Linked DNA regions of Homo sapiens: region 2 is linked to region 1. A link is a loop called in an ENCODE intact Hi-C map of the cell type or tissue named here. Cell type or tissue: PC-9. All regions are shown on one strand. Links, peaks and the distances in the headings refer to the core of each region. The heading gives the core; the rest is flanking DNA. Region 1 overlaps RUNX2 (RUNX family transcription factor 2). Region 2 has its middle 10 kb from the start of RUNX2-AS1.

Region 1 (2,922 bases), core at 259-2,758:
CCCAACTAGCATTTTTGAGCACCCCCTGGGTACGGTTTTGCCTTCTGTGCTTTTATGTTTTGTGGTTTATAGGATGGAAAGCAGATGCAACCACTCTCCAAGAAGTCTAAGCTGAAGGAACACCACCCTAGAAGGAGAACTTATAAAATCGATTCTGACATTGGTGCTCCATGGTTCCTTTCCATCTTTAGAGCGTTTTTAAAAACACAATTCCATGCTTGTGACAGACTTTGCCTCGGTTGAAACACATGCTGAAGGGATTCCTTATGACAGATGACTGGTTCCTTTTTACGGCTTTCAGTGGCTTCTACCTTAGACAGAAAAAGAGAAATTAACCTGAACTCTTAATAGCTAGATTTGGTCTACTCTCACGGAGGAAACCATGATTGCTTCTGAAAATGTGTTGTTGCAGATCTGAGGGGTCCAATAAATAGCCTTCCCTTTATTCCTGGTGGTGGTTCTTAGTGTGCTTTCTCGGCCCTGGGGACCCCTTTCTTCCTGGGTTCATCCTCAGGGCCCGCAGGAGCAGCCCTGGTCCTCTGCTTTGTTCTCTTCTCTCGCATGTAGTCATTTTGATCAATCACATCCTGTCTGTGAGTACAGCAGACCCATCAGATAGGAAAGACCTGATTTTCTCTCTCAAGTTTATGTTACAGGTCAGATTTGATTACCACTTCCCTCTAAGACCCCCTATTTTAGGTGGCAGGAGAGAAGTTGGTGGAGAAATAAGAGTGGAGTCATCTTTAGTGATACGTAGTGCCTCAGATTTCCCAAGCACTCAAGAGTGAGTGCATAAAAACCCAACACCAGAGGGTTGTTCATATATCATATCCATATAAAAACATGTCAATTTGTTGAATTTCTCTAATATAGTAATTAAAATAATATTGATACTGTTTCTGAAGATTGCCATATAAAAAGAATGAATTATAGTTTTTAAAAAAACATAAAAATATTTAAAGTTCAACAACAGTTTTGTTGTTGTTGTTGTTGAGACAAAGTCTCGCTCTGTCGCCCAGGCTGGAGTACAGTGGCGTGACTCAGTGCCTCCCAGGCTCAAATGATCCTCCCTCCTCAGCCTCTAGAGTAGCTGGGACCACAGGCATGTTTCACTGCACCCGGATAATTTTTGTATTTTTTTGTAGAGGTGGGGTTTCACCGTCTCTACAAAAGCCTGTTACCCAGGCTGGTCTCCAACTCCTGGGCTCAAGTGATCCACCCAACTTGGCCTTCCAAAGTACTGAGATTCCAGGCCTGAGCCACCGTGCCTGGCAACAGTTTTCTTTCCTTTTTTTTTTTTTGGAAACTTTCTGTGACATAGCATTGATTTAGCCCCCGAAAACTTGTAGGTAGTTCATGGCTTTGAGGTGACACTCTGGCTGACCTATAACTGCAGTCAGCCAGGGTGTCACCTTAAGGCCATGATTAAAAGTCAAGGATATTTGTGTTTATGCTGGAGTGTTAGGACATGGTTCTTCCCTCCATGTTTCTGTAGATTTGAAAAGACACACCATCCAATATAACTCTGGGTGAGGCAGGGTGACGGATGGATTATCCTTGCTCTGTGGGACCTGAGGCTGAGATAAAGACAGTTTCTTGTTTGTCGTTAATTAGTAGGTTTGTCTCAGAGCTAGGCCTTGTATCTTTCCTATTAGTAACTTTAGGATTGACTGATGATGCCTGAAAAACATCTATCACCTGTTCTGACTCATCCAATTTGAGAGTAAATCTCAGAAGTCTCAGGTTTCTTCAGGAAGTTGAGTTCAGAAATTGTTTATGAGATCAGGTTAAGGTGACTTTCCTCTACTATAAGCACTAATAATTGTCCATAAAAAGCAAATATGTTGTAATCATGTATTTATGACAGGATTATATTTTCTTGGTGATTGCGCATTTAGGAAGTGAAGACATTTTACAGCCATTTTTTTCCCCACTAAAAGATTGAAAAGGTTAAAGTGTACAGTATTTGAAAATACACTTAAAAAATTAGGATTTCTCTGGGAAGAAACCAAAACTTAAGAAAGAACATGATTAAGGTTAAGCCATTGTAAAAGGATATCAACGTGACTAACACGGACATATATGCTCCAAATTGTGAACTACACGGTACAGGAAGCTCTCCTAAAAATTGTACTCTGCCAGAAAAAGAGGTCAAGGGCTAGAAACAAATATAAAATGAAGGTTCAGTAAGATAGAGTCTTTAACTGTGGGAAACATTTATCAGGTTCTTTCCATATGCTAAACTCTATATTATATTATCTCATTTAATCATCAGACAACTTTATGAAGGAGATATTCTTATTTACTCCCATTTTATAGATGAGGAAACTTTAATCTTAGATACGTAATTTGTCCAATCACACAGTCTGGAAATGGTGGAGCTTGGATTGGTAATCACTCATTCACAAGGTATTAGAGAAGGCATGGGGGTGTTTGGAGACCATGGCTTTTGTTTAAAAGGTTGCTATCCTCTTTAAAATTGTTTTTTATGCTAGATCTAGTGAACCCCATAACCCCATATGGCAGTTCTTATATTTCCTTTTTTTTTTTTTTTTTTTTTTTTTGAGATGCAGTTTTGCTCTTGTTGCCCGGGCTGGAGTGCAATGGCGTGATCTCGGCTCACCGCAACCTCCGCCTCTTGGGTTCAAGAGATTCTCCTGCCTCAGCCTCCTGAGTAGCTGGGATTACAGGCATGTGCCACCACGCCCAGCTAATTTTGTGTTTTTAGTAGAGACAGGCTTTCTCCATGTTGGTCAGGCTGGTCTTGAGCTCCCAGCCTCAGGTGATCTGCCTGCCTTGGCCTTCCAAAGTGGTGGGATTACAGGTGTGAGCCACTGCTCCCGGCCTATTTTATTTTTCTTTAGTAACTCTTTCTTTAAGTCATTCTCATAGACTCTTAGGACAGTGACCTTGAAAGAGACT
Region 2 (2,922 bases), core at 287-2,786, 80 kb after region 1:
GGCAGTTATATTTCTAAAACTAACAATGAGATTAATAATAAAATGGCTACTTTATGAAGCTCCCATGCTACACCTGACTTGGTCTTAAATGTCCCTCCTGTGTTATTTCCTCAAACAACCCTATGAAGTAGGTGCTGTTGTCCTCTTTTACAGATGAGGTTGGAAACTGAAGAGCTAAGTAACTGTTTGATCCAAAGCCTGTGGGTGCTCCCAACTCTTGCTTATGCTGCTCCCATCAGAATTGCCCACATGGCTCTGAGTTCTGATGGATTTGGTTAATGATGGTCAGGCCCTTTGAGCACCACCTCTGACTTTACTAACAAGCTGAGTCTCGTTTCCGTCGGCCCCAGTTTCTTCATCTACAAACAGAATATTACTGAAGAGAGCACATGAATGCACTTGGTACATGGCCAGCATTCAATAAAAGGCATTTCTTATTATGGGGAGGAAGCAAAGAGGAACCGCATGGGGAAAGAGAAGCCACTTCAGGAGGATAATGGAGATGGCAGCAACGTTCTTTCTGTTTTTTGGTAACTATGGTGAAGGTGTCAGACAAGGCCTCCAAATGCCAATTTCCCCCTTTCTCAGAAATGCCCCAGAGAGCAAACTCTCCCACCCCAAGTTCCCCCAGAATGAGTATTCAGCACCCTTAGTTGTTGGATACACATCCTCCTGGGCCATGTGGCCCCCCTGCTGCCCGTTGCAGAAACAGCCTGCTGCAGCTGTGGCATTGCAGGAAGTTAATCCCCTCACTCAGGGCGGAGACCAGAGATGGGTGGAACACCCGAGAAGCACAGGCAACGGTGGTGATAATGAAGAGCGTGTGCGAGGCTGGGGGGGCCACCAGGGAGGGGCGGGAGGGCCCCCTGGAGGGTGCAGGGAGGAAAGGGTGCTGAAGCCTCTAGTTAGCTGAGCTCAGCCCCTCCAGCCTGGACACTGGCAGGGTACAGTCCTTCCCAGGGCAGTGTCAGCAACTTGACCCTGGCACCCGAAGATCCCTTCCACCATGGAGTGTGAGGTCTGAATTTGAGAAAGACTCTGTTAATGTGATGTGGTCTCTTGTCTTTATCCATCCTCATTACCCCACACCCCCGCCCCTTTTCAATCACTGTATCAACCCTCAGTTGCCTGTTTACTTGGTTTTGTGGTTTTTCACTTAGATGTGGTTAGAGAAAGGTGGGGTCAGAGGACAGGTTCTCCACCCCGCTCCTTCACCCCCACCCAAGTGTTCTACTTGGTCTCAGAGAGCAGAACATGACACTCTTGGCACAGCAGATAGATAGGGAAATTCTGATTCAGTTTCTCTGGGGTGGGGTCCACGTGTAGGTATGTGCTCTAAGCTCCCAGGTGATCGAGAGCCACTGCTGTAGTTATTGAAGGTATTGGATGACTCACTGCATTTAGAAGGCAAGTCAGTGGGGAAAAAGTTGAACCCAGCTAGTAAGAGTTAGCATTTCTTATTCCTGCACAAACATTAGCTAAGGAGGATTTGACTACCTAGAGTCTTTTGACAAGGCTCTCAAAAACTTATTCCCAGCACTCCATGGATGTGGACAAAGAGTATATATTGTCCAGCTCATTTTATACCTGCAAAATGGCATAGTTAGTAAATCACTGGGGAGCTAAGAAGTTATGATAACAATGGAATGACTTAGCAGAGATGATGGTGGTGGTGATAAGAGGGACAAGCCAAGACCCGAAACCTTTGATGCTCAGATCATTCCACAGTTCTTCAGATGTTATTGAACCAATAGGTGTGCCCTAGAATAATGAATTCCATCCAATACCATCTGCCAGATCCTGGAGGCCATCTTAAACCTACCAGGATAGCTTGGAGGGCACAAATGCCACTTAAGGAGAGAGAGGACAGAGCCAGGGCTGCTTCCTGCCAATATATTTACAGGAGAGATTATGGGCTTAGAGCCTCAGTGAGACTCTGTAGAAAGATATGAGGAAGTTTAGGGATTTTTAAGGAAATGATAGCTTACTTCGTGGGCAGTGCCTGTGTGCTGGATAGTCAGTGGGGCAGTGGTGTGGTGTCAGGACATGCCAGGTGCACACGTAGCAGGCCTGCAGAAGTCTCAGTTATGAAAAGCGTGGAACACACCATCAGTGACAGATGGAGAGGCCCCCCACCCCCACTCTCACCCTGCCACACCCTACCCCAGCCTCTTAGACCACAGGTGCAGACCCAACTCCAGAGTTTGCAACACAGATCAGTAAGAGTCTCCTTCATTGTGTTATTTATATTTTCCCTTCCCCAGCAAGATTGCCTGGTTCAAGATTCGTTATCCACCAGCAGTTACCATTGAGAAATGATGATAGAACATGAAATACCACTCACAATGACAGCTAAACCCACAACATACCTGGGAATTGACCTCACAGAAGATCCCCCAAACGTTTTTGGGAAATTAACAAACAAACTATTTTAAAGTGTGTAAAAATGAAAGGATGATATTATAGCAGAATACCTTCAATGTAAAGTAAAACATGTATACTCCATTTTTAAAAATGATATAGACATATTCAAGGACTTACAGTAAGTAAGTGGATAACCCTGGGAAGAGGGAATAAACTAGGGGCTCATATACATAGACACATATATATTATCTGATAATACCTAAACACATTTCCTCAGCAAATAATAGTTGCTTTCTTGAATACTCAACCCAAACAGGCAAAATGTGTGTATCTTCCATGGTGCTTAGCTCAGTGCCTTGCATGAAAAAGGTGCTCAATACACATTTTTGTAAAAGTTCCATTAAAAATAATATTTATATAATATTTACACATTATGAATGTATAGCAAATTTAGAACATGTACATTATAGAGAGAATCTAGAAAATACACATTATGAAAATTTATAAAATATCGATAATCAAAAGTATGTTAAACTCACCCATACTACTCCTTATGGA

The links. Peaks named below come from ENCODE experiments on the same cell type or tissue, not always from the same donor. Only the 100,000 strongest peaks of a DNase experiment are listed, where the experiment ranks them.
Region 2: a loop joins it to region 1, with 10 times the contacts of the local background. A loop is called at or near these places in 2 of 110 quality-filtered maps.

What each region holds. Positions count from the first base shown.
Region 1 is chr6:45,505,682-45,508,603 of GRCh38, forward strand. All of the region lies in intron 6 of RUNX2 (RUNX family transcription factor 2), which reads left to right. Among named protein-coding and RNA genes, the nearest start is that of RUNX2-AS1, 70 kb to the right of the region's middle. In PC-9, for the core only: no CTCF peak of the experiment used is centred there; a DNase peak (open chromatin) is centred at 1,770; H3K27ac peaks cover 2,500 bases.
Region 2 is chr6:45,585,717-45,588,638 of GRCh38, forward strand. No RefSeq gene overlaps it. Among named protein-coding and RNA genes, the nearest start is that of RUNX2-AS1, 10 kb to the left of the region's middle. In PC-9, for the core only: no CTCF peak of the experiment used is centred there; DNase peaks (open chromatin) are centred at 1,305 and 1,705; H3K27ac peaks cover 1,587 bases.